3 separate regions of the Homo sapiens genome follow, and all the other regions are linked to region 1. The links are chromatin contacts, found by Hi-C or POLR2A ChIA-PET in ENCODE. All regions are on one chromosome and are shown on one strand. Each heading gives the region's core, a stretch centred on a gene start or an enhancer-like site at or near the end of the contact. The rest is flanking DNA. Distances are from core to core; before and after follow the strand shown.

Region 1 (4,980 bases), core at 674-3,173:
CCACATCCTATATATATCTCCAACCATTCACCTGTCCAAGCCAGGAACCTGGGAATCAGCCTTGACACCTTCCTTTCCCTCCCCACCCCACTTCTTCGCACCCATCGCCAAGACCTGTCCTTGACTTTGCAAATATCTCACACACATGTTTCTCACCCTGTGTACCATTGCCACCCTGGCCTCACCATTATTTCACCCCAGAATTACTATAATACCCTCTTAACCACTTTCCCTTCTCACACTCTGACTCCTCTCCCATTTGCTCTCCCCACTGCACCCAGATTGACTATTCATCTCATCAAAGAATGCATTCCCTTAAAACCTGCGAATGCAATGCCTATCATTTCTAAACATCAAGCTCTATCCTAGCCTACACAATCTTACAAGATGTGCCACCTCTCCTTCTCCAGTCATCTCCTCTATACAGCAGACCTGCCTGCTGATTCTCAGATACTCCCAGCTCCCTCCTACACCAGGGCCTTTGCACATGCTTTCTCTTTGGACTACCTAACACCCACGTATCTTTCATTACTCAGCCTCACCATCAGAACCTCCAGGTACGCGCTCCCTGACCTTGGCCTTTCCTTCATATCTCTCCTCACGTCTACTGGCCCAAGGGCAGATCTGGTCATTCTGTGCTAGCTTCTCCTATACTGCATGTTTTGTTTTTTCCTTCAGAGACTTTATTACAGGTTGTAATTATACATTGATATATGGTTATTATTGGTTAATGTCTGTCTTCTGCCGTGGACTATAAGCTACATGTGGGGACTATAAGCTTGTTCAATAGCACACAGAACTATGTAGCTATGAGCAAATTACTTAAACTTTCCCAAAAAAAAAAAAAAACAGTGTGGGGGAACAATACTGCCTCAAAGGTTTTTGGCAGGCTTAATCAGCTATGTAAAGCACTAAACAGAATAGGCTCATTTACTCGATACATGGTAGCTATTCCTGCTGTTATTCCCTACAATATGCTGTGGGCCGTCAGAATTTGTCCTCATTTTAAAATTGTTTCTAGTCTCGTAAAAAGGGAAAACATTCACACAAATAATTAAAACACTATAGGATAAGAGTCTATCACACTAGCCAACAGGAGGCCTGACCTAACAGGCTTTGGCCTTCGCAAATGTGAAGTCGCCGACATTCAGGATACCTTCTATCATCTCTCCTTTAGGGACCATCAGGATCCTGCTGCTTGGATCACAAGCATGGCATTATCAAGAGATTGGCTCAAACACCATCTCCTCAGTGTAGACCTTCGTGATGCTGCCAAGAAGAATTAACACCTTTTTCATCCCATGTCCTCCAGCAGTGTGTGTCTGTGTGTGTCCCTATTAAGAAATTGAAGTTCCTCAAAGGCAAGAATCATGTTTTTCATTTCTATATTCCTAACCAAATCAACTACAATAAATGCCCAAATAAGTTTCATTGAATGAATGAATGAATGAATGAATGAATGAAAAGGAAATTAAAATTACACACACAACAGTGGATATGTAGAAAAGACAAGCACAGCAAGAGCAACTAGGCTGCCCAGGGAGGCAGTATGCAAGTCCAGAACCTAGCTTATGTTCAGAGGGCTTTCAAAAGACAGATCAAAGGAAGTGGAGCCTGGGCAAGAGGCAGCCCTAGTCTGTTTACTCTTCAGTCACTTTGTAACTTACCTGCTGCCCCCACCCCAGGTCTGCTTTGACATGAGATCTTTAAATGTTGAGGTGGGAAGGGGGGAATCGCTTAACTGCTATCTGATTCTTCATCTGTAAAATAAAGCTACTGACACTGACCTTCCTCATAGAGCTATTGTGTGGGATAATTAATTAATAATTGCAGAATCCTTTAAGAGTATAAAGTGCAACATAAATGCTAAGCATAATTTCCACACAGTCTCTGCTGGCTCTTCTCAAGCACATTCCGGCGGCCTCGGGGTCTTTGATCTGCTGTTATCACCTGCAATAGAGCAAACAATGCCTTTGTATCATTAAGCAAATACATAATGAATGGTATTCATTGTTAAAGGTTACTTAGCAATATAACTTTTTTTTTGCCTTTTGAATGGGAACATCCACCGGTGAGAGGATTACGTAAGCTAATAGCTAATGTATCAAAGGAAAGGAGAGAAAAGAAACAGCCATGGCAACCAGAGCAATAGGGCCCAGGCTTTGGCCCTCAGAAGAAACCTGTATCCACCTAGCAAAAGGAGGATAAGGACTAACTGGGAGAAAACCAGAGGGGATGGTGAACAGAAAAGTCAACAACAGGAAATGGCAGACTGTGGCCTAGTCATCCTCTGGCTGTCAGATCTCGGCTTATTGCATGAGACATAATCTGCCATCTTCAGGAGTGTGAACCTGGTCCTCTTCGAGTCTCTGGGTTCTTCCCTTCATGCCGAGTGGTGCTTTGGTGGGAAAATTGTGTTTTTCTTTGAATATAACCTTTTCTAGAGATAGAGGTGGGCGGCACTATGATCAGAGAACCTTTATCCTCTGCATTCCTCCCAATGCTCGGCTCTTCCCCGAGAAATGGCCCTCAACCCAATGCAGGGGCAATGGCTAGCCCCAGGAACAATCATCCCAAGATTCTCAAGGTAAGTGAGACAGACCACCTCCTCCCATAAAATGCAAAAAAGCTCACAACTTGTTCATTGGCTCACTTGATTTAATATCAAAAGATTGGAACAGTGTTACAATTCCCTTAAGTGTTCCTTTGAGATTTAAACAAAAGAAATAACAAATGTTTACTGATTTGGTTTGGATTGTTCAAGTTTAGACTTCAGTACTCTAGCACAGTCTTAAGGTATTTGGTAATTCTACAAGTTTAATTTTTAAATGTTAGAGTTAACTTTTATGTCATGTTTTTCAAAAACTATGTGAATTTACAATGTACTCCTCTCCCTATATTCCTTTAAATAATACCCAAAACACAACTCTCATATACCCCTCTATGTTTTACTGCCTTGGCTACAGGGATTTTATGTCTCTTATTTGGCATTGCTGTTTATTGTCACTTCCCCCATAATTCTGGTTTTTGCTGCCCTGTTTTTTTATCCTTTTGAAAGTCTTTCTTCACTATGCTAAGTCAAACTTTGAAACTCTTGGTAAATGCCATAAAATTTTTCTTAACATGGAACAAGATCGCCACCCAGTGGCCATGCTGAGCTTCACTCTATGCATTTTTCCAGATTTTTCCCCTCACACTTTTATTTATCTGGACTGCAGAACAGAGGTGTCCTTAAAGAATAGCCCAGCCCCTTCATTTTTCTGAGGAGAAAACTGAAGGTCAGAAAGGTTAACATTTGGTCAAGTCCACAATACCACAATAAGACCCATGCCTTAGGCCAGGCTTCAGTCCTCATGTTTTCAAGGACTACCTCAGAACTGGAGGTGACCTTCAGGATCAGCCAATCCAAGCCCTCTAACATACAGATGAGGACACTGAGGCACAGAGAAGAAAAATGGCTTCTCAAGATTTATGGAGCTGACTAAATGGGACAAAATTAACACTTAGCCTGATGTTCATTCTCCTACTTAGACCAATCTCATTTTAAATATTTTATTTTCCCCCTTGGATTATCATAATTCCAGCCTTTAATAGGTGACCATAGTAGATGAGCATAAAATGGTCAGCCCTTGCCTTCCTCAAAATGAATAAAGTTATGTAATGGGAACCGTCAGAAAGGTAAAATTCATTCTCATTAATGAACTGTTCATTGTTGGTATATCCAAAAATATTTCACCACTTTTGTTTATACTTAGGAGGTGATAGATTTAATTAAAGGCAATTAGAAATTCTAACTATGCCTTCTTTCAGTTTAAAGAGAATACTTGGCCAGGCTTGGTGGCTCACGCCTGTAATCCCAGTACTTTGGGAGGCCGAGGCAGGCGGATCACGAGGTCAGGAGATCGAGACCATCCTGGATAACATGGTGAAACCCCGTCTCTACTGAAAATACAAAAAATTAGCCGGGCATGGTGGCGGGCACCTGTAGTCCCAGCTACTCAGGAGGCTGAGGCAGGAGAATGGCGTGAACCCGGGAGGCGGAGCTTGCAGTGAGCCGAGGTCGCGCCACTGCACTCCAGCTTGGGCGACAGAGGGAGACTCCGTCTCAAAAAAAAAAAAAAAAAAGAATACTCATCTCTGGTTCAAAATGTCTTGATTCTAGAATTTCAGTACTTGGATTTGAACACTTCCTCTGGCAAGTTAGGGATGACTTCACATTGTCCACTAACTTCAAAATCCTCTTTATGGCATGAGAAAGATCCACAACATTGAAGAGTCCTTATCACTCTAAATAATTCTGAGTTCCTAAACTCAGGTGAATAAGATTCACAGAGGGTAGCGGATGCTGCCTGGCTTTGCCCCACCCCAGATCCGTATGGTCCTCCTGAGTTCATCTGCAGCTGTGATCCAGGCAAACTGACAGCTCCCCACCTCCCCTGCTGTCTTCCATGCCTGGGGGCTTTGGAGCCTCCCCAGCTTCTGGTGGGACAATGCTGAGTTGGGCTGCACACGGTTTTTCAAAAGATCCCCTGGGATTGAGCCCCAGTTGCCCTGGAGCCCTAACATGAAACTACTCCCTAACCCCTGGAATTGGCCTTTCTCCTTTTCCCATGGCATTTTCCCGACTTCCTCACTTGTGCTTCCTGGGATTACCTCTCCAGGAGGGGCAATTAAACAAACAACCTGCATCCACACCCTTGCCTCAGGGCCTGATTTTCAGGGAATACAAACAACTGACTCTGCATTGTAGAGAAGCCCTGTTTTGCCTTGATGACACATCTAGTCTCTAATAATGGTGTCCCAAGAGGTTGTTCAGTCTGGCCTTTCTCCCTGTATACAAGCAGATTAACTAGGAAGCATGAGAAGTTGAAATGTCAGGGCCTATCACTCGAACAAGCCATTTTCAAGCCTTGGGAAGGGCTCTAGAAATCTACTCACATGGTATATGTTTTTGTAAAATTTACAAAGGCAAGACATTTT
Region 2 (4,550 bases), core at 2,028-4,527, 660 kb before region 1:
GTTCTGGGCATGCTAGATGTGAAATCTCTAACCCATCATCATATTTGAAATACTGGAAGACCACGGCAACGCCGAGATAAGAATCAAGTGTAGTCAGTTCTGCTATAACAGACATATGTATCCCCAAAAAATCATTGTGCCATAAAAAATTGCACAGTAAAATCCACAAGGCTTATGGAGAAAGTAGGGTTGGGGCATAATACTCAAAACCTTTTTCAGTGATACGTCAAAAATAAAAGTACAGTTTCATACATGTTTCATGCTTATGGAATACATAAATACAATAAATACAGCCCTTTGCCCAGAAAAAAACAAAACAAAACTGGAAGTTAGCTTGTGGAATCAGGCTTTGGAAGAACTGCACTGTGTTGAGTTATTGTGAAGTGGTCGAAGGAGGGCTCTCTGAAATTAGGTGGAAAGTTGTAGAAGCAGATGTGGATGGGTGTGGTTCATTGTTCTTGGTTCAGTCTTGGTACTGAACATCAGAGTAGAGCCATCTTTTGCGTGCTGAAATTCTGGGGCATATTTTTCTGCCATTGAGATGAAAGTCCTTCAAGGTATGCATTTAAAGGGATATCTGTTTCATCAAAACTAGGAATGTGATGCAGCTTATAGCCTTCTTCTTTAATTAACTTCTGGAACACTGCTGGAAATTCCTTCATGGATTTGAAATCGTAGCAATGTTTTTGAAACCACTAAACAGCCACTACTGACATCAAAAGGGCCACTTTTGGACTTGGCAATTTCTATGAAAGATCTTCGAATACAGATAGTGCTTTCTTTTTTGCAGGCACGGCTTGGCATTTTGAGCCAGGACACACAGAGTGTTTAGGATGCTCAATGAGTGTGTATTTTTTGTTCTGCTTTGCTTTTGTGTTTTGTTTTCATGAAAAAGCTCACAAACATGAGAGAATTACAGAACGTAAGCAGGAGTCTAACAGCGAGAACGCATGGACACAGGGAAGGGAACAGCACACACCGGGGCCTGTTGGAAGTTTGGGGATGTGAGGGGGACAGCATTAGGACAAATACCTAATGTATGCAGGGCTTAAAACCTAGATTATGAATTAACAGGTGCAGCAAGCAATCATGGCACATGTATACCTATGTAACAAACCTGCATGTTCTGCACATGTATCCTGGAACCTAAAGTAGAATAAAATAAAAAACATAGGCTTGTGGAATCACACACACTGTAAGCCAGAGTGGCTGATAGATGGTGGAGTTGTGGGCATGTGTATTTCTATGCAGTTCAGTTCAGCTGCATGCAGTTTGCTGTTCTCAGGGACAAAATTGAACATCAGCAAATGCAAAATTCACGTTATGCTTGAATTGTTCCCTGGTGTATCCATTGCACTGGAACAAATGCACAATTTCAGAACTAGTGTTATGGAAGACTTAACTATACAATAGTAACATAGGAAAATTTTTAAATACTGAAAATTTAAATTGTGTAGAAAGCAAACTTAACAGTGTTTTTTTTCTTTTTATTTTATTTTATTTTATGATTATACTTTAAGTTTTAGGGTACATGTGCTTTTAATCTCTGGTATAAGCTTGTTGTAGAAGAGAGGCATCTGTGGTTTAAAGCCAAAGGTAGCTTCAGTGGGATGTCAGCCTGTGGGAATAGAGATGAGTGAGAAATCTGCATTCGACATTGCATGGTACAAGAATTCCAGTAACTCCCGGTCTCAAAAGGAACATACCCTGGAACAGAGTCCTGGGCAGCTAAGAAGGCTCCCCTGTCAAAGGCATCTCCCATGGCCTCCTGGCTCAGCAGGGCTGAGGAGGAGGGATCGCTTAGTAATTGCTTGTGCTGTACGGACCTTTACCTTGACACTAACTGGGCACATTATCATAGGCTCAGAGGCCCAGCACCTAAATGAAATGTGGCTCAGCTCACAAGGAGCCTGGGCCTCGGCAAAGCAGAATCACATATCAAAATGAAAACTTGGTCCCATATGTCTTTAAACCCATGACGGTTACTGCTGATATGATACTGCAGGGGAAAATGACTTAGATTTCTGTTGGGTAGATGGATTTTTGGGGTCTCTCTGTGCAATTTTCTTTAACATAGTGGGGTCTTTGTCACTGTAATGAAAACTGCCTTCAGCTGAAAGGAAAAGAGAGAGAAAGAGAGAGAAACAATAGAAGCCTAGAAGCAGAATTTTCCAAATAAATTAAACAACTTTTGAGACATAAGATTTATATTAGAAACACTGATAAAACCTTATCCTTGAAGGTGTGAAGATCTAGGCTCTTAAAATTAATGTAAATAGCAGTATTACTGCTGCAGGCATCCACTGAGATCTTGGAGTGTATGAAAAGACATGTCTCAAAAGAGAGACACAAAAGAAAGGGTCACATCTCATCAAGAGTGTTTGCAAAGTCTTGGGGAAATTTGTGCAGTTTGAATAATAACACCTTGCACTCTTACTTCTTCATAGATAGCACATAAAATGAAGCATAAAGAAAAGAATAAACAGAGATCATTTTGTGCCTGTTCATTTCCATGAGCAAATGTGGATGTCTCAGCATGTGTGAACCCCGAGTTCTGTGGGTTAGCCTAAGCCCAGGGCTCAAAACCAAGAGGTCTGAGACTCACTCTTAGCCAGTCATAGACATGACCTGTGCTGGGCCTCCTACCTACAAATATAAAACCATTCACCTTTCAGGTTTAGCGGTAAGATTAGATGAATTGATGTGTAGGAAAATATTTTTGAAGTAATAATATGTTGATTGAAGATTATTATTAACGTGGGAACAGGGAAGGAGGGAAAATGGTGAAGGAAAGAGGAAAACTGTTTGAGTTCACCCAGTTCCCGTGGGAAATGTGTTTTGCTAGTGGGGTGACTGGGACGGCAGGGTATGTGAGTAACAGAGAAAGACAGCGTGCACATGTTCAAGTGCTTATAAATGCAAGGAGGACAACCCTTTATTAGGCAGGAGATATGCTGAGTTTCAGGTTTACATTACCAGGAGACTTGGAAAAGTTGAAACTCAGCCTAACTAGGGCTGCCAATGGCCTCTAATGAAAATTTCCATTTGGAGAGACTAGATGTTGACTTGGCATGACACCAAACAAGCAGCCTGCTGCAGAATTTTACACCAATTGTATTTCTCCTAATTAAACCCTGTCTGACCTCAGCATTAAGAAACAATTTGTTTCAGGATATAACCAGCACACATAAGCAATTACATTCTGTTTGCCCCATTAGCATTATTTGGCTCCTTTGCTATCCAGGGCTGCTACTGCAGCAAAAGCCGCCCATGAGCCAGAGCTATAAAAAGCCTGGAGCGCTCAGAGGCTTTTTCCACCCCCCATATGAAGAACTAAGAATATCATCATATTTCAGCCAAGCCAAAGATTCTGGGAACAGTGTGCTTCTGTGTTTATTATAAGGGAGTGTCTATATATATATATATATATATATATATATATATATGAATATTTCTTATGAGTTAAAAAAAACTCTACTTATAAAAAACCTGAAGAAACTATAATAATCTAGGTTTATAATAATCTAAGCTTATCTGATATGTTATGTTTCATGTTCCTGTTCAGCTATACCCCTTATACTTTAACTTTTTTGTAGCTCTTGGACTTGAATTTTGGAGTTTAAAAGGAACACACATTGGGTCCCGAAAAGTTTTTGGGGTGGGGGCATATGTTCTTTTATAAAAGAGGCATCATATCCATATAACAGAGAGAGAAATGAGAGAAAGACCTTCAAACCTGACAGCTCTCCCCAGACCCCACTGGTAAAGTTCATTCCAGCGGTAGGAGCTCTGGAGCTGGGGCCAAGAAGGGGGCTTTGTCCTCCAGGCCCTGCTGCTTTCATCTCCTGTATCTCAAGCTCATCCCCTACCTCTGAGTCTCTGTTTCCTCTTCTGTAAAATGAATCAGATGAGACGAGGCACGGTGGCTCATGCCTGTAATCCCAGAACTTTGGGAGGCCGAGGCGGGCAGATCACCAGGTCAGGAGATCGAGACAATCCTGGCCAACATGGTGAAACCCTGTCTCTACTAAAAATACAAGAATTAGCTGGGTGTGGTGGTGCACGCCTGTAGTCCCAGCTACTTGGGAGGCTGAGGCAGGAGAATTGCTTGAACCCAGGAGGTGGAGGTTGTAGTAAGTCGAGATCGTGTCACTGCACTCTAGCCTGGCAACAGAGCGAGACTCCGTCTCAAAAAAAAAAAAAAAAGAAAAGAAAAAAGAAAGAAAGAAACAGATGATACCTGAGGTGTTTCTTTGGTTAGGTTACTATTGAGATTAGTCGAATCCTAGGTTCTGTTTATCCTTGGCCCATGAAAGTCACAGAGCACTGACTCGCCATTAGAATGTTCTTTATTCTAACTTCCTTCTGAACCTTTTCTTTGCAAACTTCTGTCTTCTGCCATCCTCGATTTGGGAGCTGAAGTGGGACAGTTAGGAAGGAGGTTGCAATGTATTCCATGTAGGAAGGAGATAGATAGAAATGAGAAAATAATTCCATGTAACCTATTGGGGGAAGCAAAAGAGCGGATGTTTGTTCTCAGTTTTTATCTA
Region 3 (5,077 bases), core at 1,773-4,272, 680 kb before region 1:
GCTTCCACAGACATCATGGGGGAAATAGTGCACCTTGCAACAGCACAGCTCACCTCTTCCCAGTCTTCTAAGACCAGCAACCCTGCCACTGTCCCCCACATTCAACTATGAGCTCTCCCTTACTTGATGGATATGGCCAAAGACAGAAATCTTTCTCCTTTTAGTTCTTTCAGGTCCCTGGTGGTACTGGTACCATTCTGAGAACATGGCAACATATTCAAGCATTTCTTGAACTGATTTAAAATGGTCTGTATAGAAATTAACATGATGTTAAGTAAGTCTGGTCATTAATAAATGATGCAGATATGGCTTGATATCTGCACACTCACTCACGAAAGCCTTGGCATTTCAACCCTTGGTGGGTTGAAAAGGCAGCAGAGGACAAATGCCTCTGTTCTGGTATAAATGTTGGGATAAGGCAAGTGTCTTGATCTGTTGTGTGTTGCTATAAAGGAACACCTGAGGCTGTGTAATTTATAAAGAAAAGAGGTTTATTTGGCTCATGGTTCTGCAGGATGCACAAGACATACGACACTAGCATCTGCTTCTGATGAGGACCTCAGGCTGCTTCCACTCGTGGCAGGAGTGGCAGTGAACAGGAGCTGGCATGTGCAGAGAGGACATGGTAAGAGAGGAGGCAAGAGGGAATCAGAGGTGTCAGGCTGTTTTTAACAACCAGCTCCCATGGGAACTAAGAGTTAGAACTCAGCCATTACCACAAGGATGATGGCACCAAGCCATTCATGAGGGATCCACCCCCCATGACCCAAACACCTCCCATGAGGCCCATCTCCAACACTGGTGATCAGACTTCATCATGAGGTTTGGAGGGACAATATCCACACTATGGCAGCAAGAAGCAGCATGAATATGAGGGGGTTTGAAGTCAGTTATTTCAGTAGTTAAAGTTGCAGGATTGGTGGGGTGGTGAGTTAGTTACATTTACAGTAGGTCAGTATAGGTGTAGGTTTGAGGAAACTGAACTGCAAGTTCAGCTCACAACAGGAGTAACTGTAGTACGTAGCTTCGTGGGATCAGACGGTTCATTTATTTTCTGTGTTGCACAAATAACATTGCAATATGTTAATGAAAATTGAAATGAAAGTAAAACTTTGCCCGTGACTCACCATCGCAATAAATGGCCATTTTTGTGTTTTTCATGTTCTATGTTCTCTTACTAAATAAATACATTTTATGTAGTTATAGCTGTAATGTAGGCACAGTTCCATACTCTGTTTTCCATTTAACATTTTATTTCATAATCATTTTTTCTATGTCATTACTGCAGCTTCAGGCTTTGCAGCCCAGAGCGTGTGCTCCACCTAGTTTTTCCATTTCTCTTGAGGAAGCATCAGATAGAGCTGGGTGAGGTCTGTCCTTTGGGGTCAGTGGGGGCTTCCCACTGCCCCTCTGGCCGAGTGCGTGGTGGGAGCTTAAAGTATCATAGGGGCTGAGAGTTGTGGCAAAAAGACCCTTGAAGTTGCATGGAAAGATCAACTTTAAAATTATTTTTCCCAGCATAGATCCTGTTGGAGTTTGCTGGGATTATAACACCAATGAGGCTGATGGACAAATGGAGAAGAGGGAACTCAGAACTTGGAGCTACTTTGTTAATCAGCAGACCTGGGCCTTGGGAGGATAGTCCTCACCATAGGGCCGAGAATAAAGCTTGAGTTGCCAGGTGTTCTGTGCAGCCCAGGACGGGAGCCCATATTGAGGTTCAAGCTAACTCAGGCCAATAGAAGAGTCCAGAACACCTGGCACATGTCTAGGGCTGACAGGATCCCTGGAGGCCTGGGAACCACTCTCATTTTTGCTTATTTATCCTAGTTTCAGTCTACACTGCATAGCCCATTCAATTTATTTATTCTGGATTCTTACTCTGCCTCCTTCCATAAAAGATTTGAGACGTCTTGACACTGCAGAGTCAGTGATTCCAGCTCGGGGTCTTAGAATTTGTGCCCCTTTTATTTAGACCTACATAGTATGGAGTGCATAGAAAGAAGAATAGGAACTGGGGAAAGACAAACAAAGCTTAAGGAGGGTTGTAAAATACACAGAAGTAAGCAGGTGATCTTGGCTAGTATTTATTTCTTAGGCAGGACACACCGGGAATAAAAAAATACACAGCCTACTATTCCTCTGAGGAAATGATGAATGAAGTAAATGTTATTAGAGGCCCAGGAGGATGCTTTTCCTTATTTGTTAATGTACCTCGTGCTGAAAATATGCCGAGGGCTGTCAGCGCTGGGCGGCAGAATTCTAAGAAGCCTTTCCTGCCGACTCTTCTGTTTCGTGGAGGCAGTCTAACTTCCACCTCACAGAGAGCCACCAGAAGGAAAGCCTACGTTCCCTTCTCTCTTCCCATGTCTTTTTATTCCTCTCCTTCCTGGCCAGCATTTGACAGTGGAATGTCTTCCCAGGATGTACACATTTTCCCCAATAATCTTGAACACTTCCCATTTACCTCTAGAGCATCTTTCTTGTCCTGATTAAGGAGGTATCCTTCTCTTGCTCTCTCTCAGTTGAGGTTATTTTGTAGGAAAAAATGATTGCAGCCAGGGCTTGAAAGTGGCAGGGAATAAGTTTGAGTGTCCCCTATCTTTCCTCATGACAGTGCTGGAGCATTAGCACAAAGCCTGTCTGTCATCATGGGAAATAATCCCACCCAAACACACTGGGAAGACGTGAGGGTGTCTCCTTGGTCTTATTAGCCTAGCAGAAGGACAGAAAGATGAAGGGATGTGGGGTTGCGGGGAATGAGAAGCGCTGAACACCTGGAATTTGTTCCCTTGGGCCGACAGGTTGCAGCTTGCTTGCTGTTCTCCCTCTGTCTGAGAACACTTCGTATTTAACACTCTCTAATTCTGCTTGCACATCCTCTACTTCCTTCCTTCTTTTCATCTCTCAAGGTTTGTGCCCAAATATGGCTCTATTTCAGCTCTTATTTTCCACTTCACTTCAGATTCTCAATACTGTGGGTTGGGCAGAAAAGGCAATTTGCCAAGTCTAGGGCAGGACTTGTGTCTAAGGGAATAGATGAGCACCTTGCTGCTGCTGCTGTGTGTGTGTGTGTGTGTGTGTGTGTGTGTGTTTGTGTGTGAAAGAGAAAGAGAGAGAGAGAGAGAGAGAAAAGGGAGAGAGAGAGATCCTCCAGGAAGTACTTTGGAAACTGCTTCTTCAAAAATGGCAATAATGATTCCACCATATAGACATATTCTAGAAAACTTAGGGTCTAAGGGTCACAATATTTATCAGGGCATTCATGTATTTGTCTGCATTAATTCAACCAATATTTAGTAATGAAAACTCTTAAGTATGCAGTGTACTTGATGATCAATTCTCTTCTCTTGGATTTGCTCTGGTTCTGCCCAGGACTTAATATAGTGCTACACTCATGTGGTTTTTTTTCTTTGGTTCTGTTTATATGCTGGATTACATTTATTGATTTGCATATATTGAACCAGCCTTGCATCCCAGGGATGAAGCCCACTTGATCGGGATGAAGCCCACTTGATCATGGTGGATAAGCTTTTTGATGTGCTGCTGGATTCAGTTTGCCAGTATTTTATTGAGGATTTTTGCATCAATGTTCATCAAGGATATTGGTCTAAAATTCTCTATTTTGGTTGTGTCTCTGCCCGGCTTTGGTATCAGGATGATGCTGGCCTCATAAAATGAGTTAGGGAGGTTTCCCTCTTTTTCTATTGATTGGAATAGTTTCAGAAGCAGAAAAGGCCTTTGACAAAATTCAACAACCCTTCATGCTAAAAACTCTCAATAAATTAGGTATTGATGGGACGTATCTCAAAATAATTAGAGCTATCTATGACAAACCCACAGCCAATATCATACTGAATGGGCAAAAACTGGAAGCATTCCCTTTGAAAACTGGCACAAGACAGGGATGCCCTCTCTCACCACTCCTATTCAACATAGTGTTGGAAGTTCTGGCCAGGGCAATTAGGTAGGAGAAGGAAATAAAGGGTATTCAATTAGGAAAAGAGGAAGTCAAATTGTCCCTGTTTGCAGACGACATGATTGTTTATCTAGAAAACCCCATCGTCTCAGCCCATAATCTCCTTAAGCTGATAAGCAACTTCAGCAAAGTCTCAGGATACAAAATCAATGTACAAAAATCACAAGCATTCTTATACACCAACAACAGACAAACAGAGAGCCAAATCATGAGTGAACTCCCATTCACAATTGCTTCAAAGAGAATAAAATACCTAGGAATCCAACTTACAAGGGATGTGAAGGACCTCTTCAAGGAGAACTACAAACCACTGCTCAATGAAATAAAAGAGGATACAAACAAATGGAAGGACATTCCATGCTCAAGGGTAGGAAGAATCAATATCGTGAAAACAGCCATACTGCCCAAGGTAATTTACAGATTCAATGCCATCCCCATCAAGCTACCAATGACTTTCTTCACAGAATTGGAAAAAACTACTTTAAAGTTCATATGGAACCAAAAAAGAGCCCGCATTGCCAAGTCAATCCTAAGCCAAAAGAACAAAGCTGGAGGCATCACGCTACCTGACTTCAAACTATACTACAAGGCTACAGTAACCAAAACAGCATGGTACTGGTACCAAAACAGAGATATAGATCAATGGAACAGAACAGCGCCCTCAGAAATAATGCCGCATATCTACAACTATCTGATCTTTGACAAACCTGAGAAAAACAAGCAATGGGGAAAGGATTCGCTATTTAATAAATGGTGCTGGGAAAACTGGCTAGCCATATGTAGAAAGCTGAAACTGGATCCCTTCCTTATACCTTATACAACAATTAATTCAAGATGGATTAAAGACTTAAACGTTAGACCTAAAACCATAAAAACCCTAGAAGAAAACCTAGGCATTACCATTCAGGACATAGGCATGGGCAAGGACTTCATGTCTAAAACACAAAAAGCAATGGCAACAAAAGCCAAAATTGACAAATGGGATCTAATTAAACTAAAGAGCTTCTGCACAGCAAAAGAAACTACCATCAGAGTGAACAGGCAACCTACAAAGTGGGAGAAAATTTTCGCAACCTACTCATCTGACAAAGGGCTAAT

The links. Hi-C counts contacts between places; a loop is a spot of excess contacts on that map. ChIA-PET counts read pairs that join two places held with the same protein, here RNA polymerase II (POLR2A). Pooled maps may share reads with other maps.
Region 2: a loop to region 1 is called in a map with no recorded cell type, with 4 times the contacts of the local background. The contact joins two enhancer-like sites. A Hi-C loop is called at or near these places in 6 of 37 single-sample maps with no recorded cell type and 6 of 50 pooled maps. POLR2A ChIA-PET finds 5 or more read pairs at or near these places in 2 of 52 experiments (Panc1 and naive thymus-derived CD4-positive, alpha-beta T cell).
Region 3: a loop to region 1 is called in a map of IMR-90, with 4 times the contacts of the local background. The contact joins two enhancer-like sites. A Hi-C loop is called at or near these places in 1 of 168 maps with a recorded cell type or tissue (IMR-90), 1 of 37 single-sample maps with no recorded cell type and 2 of 50 pooled maps. POLR2A ChIA-PET finds 5 or more read pairs at or near these places in 3 of 52 experiments (A549, H1 and SK-N-SH).

What each region holds. Positions count from the first base shown.
Region 1 is chr6:155,325,859-155,330,838 of GRCh38, reverse strand. No RefSeq gene overlaps it. Among named protein-coding and RNA genes, the nearest start is that of TFB1M, 14 kb to the right of the region's middle. Within about 2 kb of position 1,923, at least 2 of the 41 ENCODE cell types and tissues checked have a DNase peak (open chromatin) inside an H3K27ac peak, as active enhancers do.
Region 2 is chr6:155,984,463-155,989,012 of GRCh38, reverse strand. The region is part of intron 4 of LOC101928923 (a long non-coding RNA gene); the gene reads left to right. Among named protein-coding and RNA genes, the nearest start is that of MIR1202, 40 kb to the right of the region's middle. Within about 2 kb of position 3,277, at least 5 of the 41 ENCODE cell types and tissues checked have a DNase peak (open chromatin) inside an H3K27ac peak, as active enhancers do.
Region 3 is chr6:156,011,221-156,016,297 of GRCh38, reverse strand. The region is part of intron 4 of LOC101928923 (a long non-coding RNA gene); the gene reads left to right. Among named protein-coding and RNA genes, the nearest start is that of MIR1202, 67 kb to the right of the region's middle. Within about 2 kb of position 3,022, at least 3 of the 41 ENCODE cell types and tissues checked have a DNase peak (open chromatin) inside an H3K27ac peak, as active enhancers do.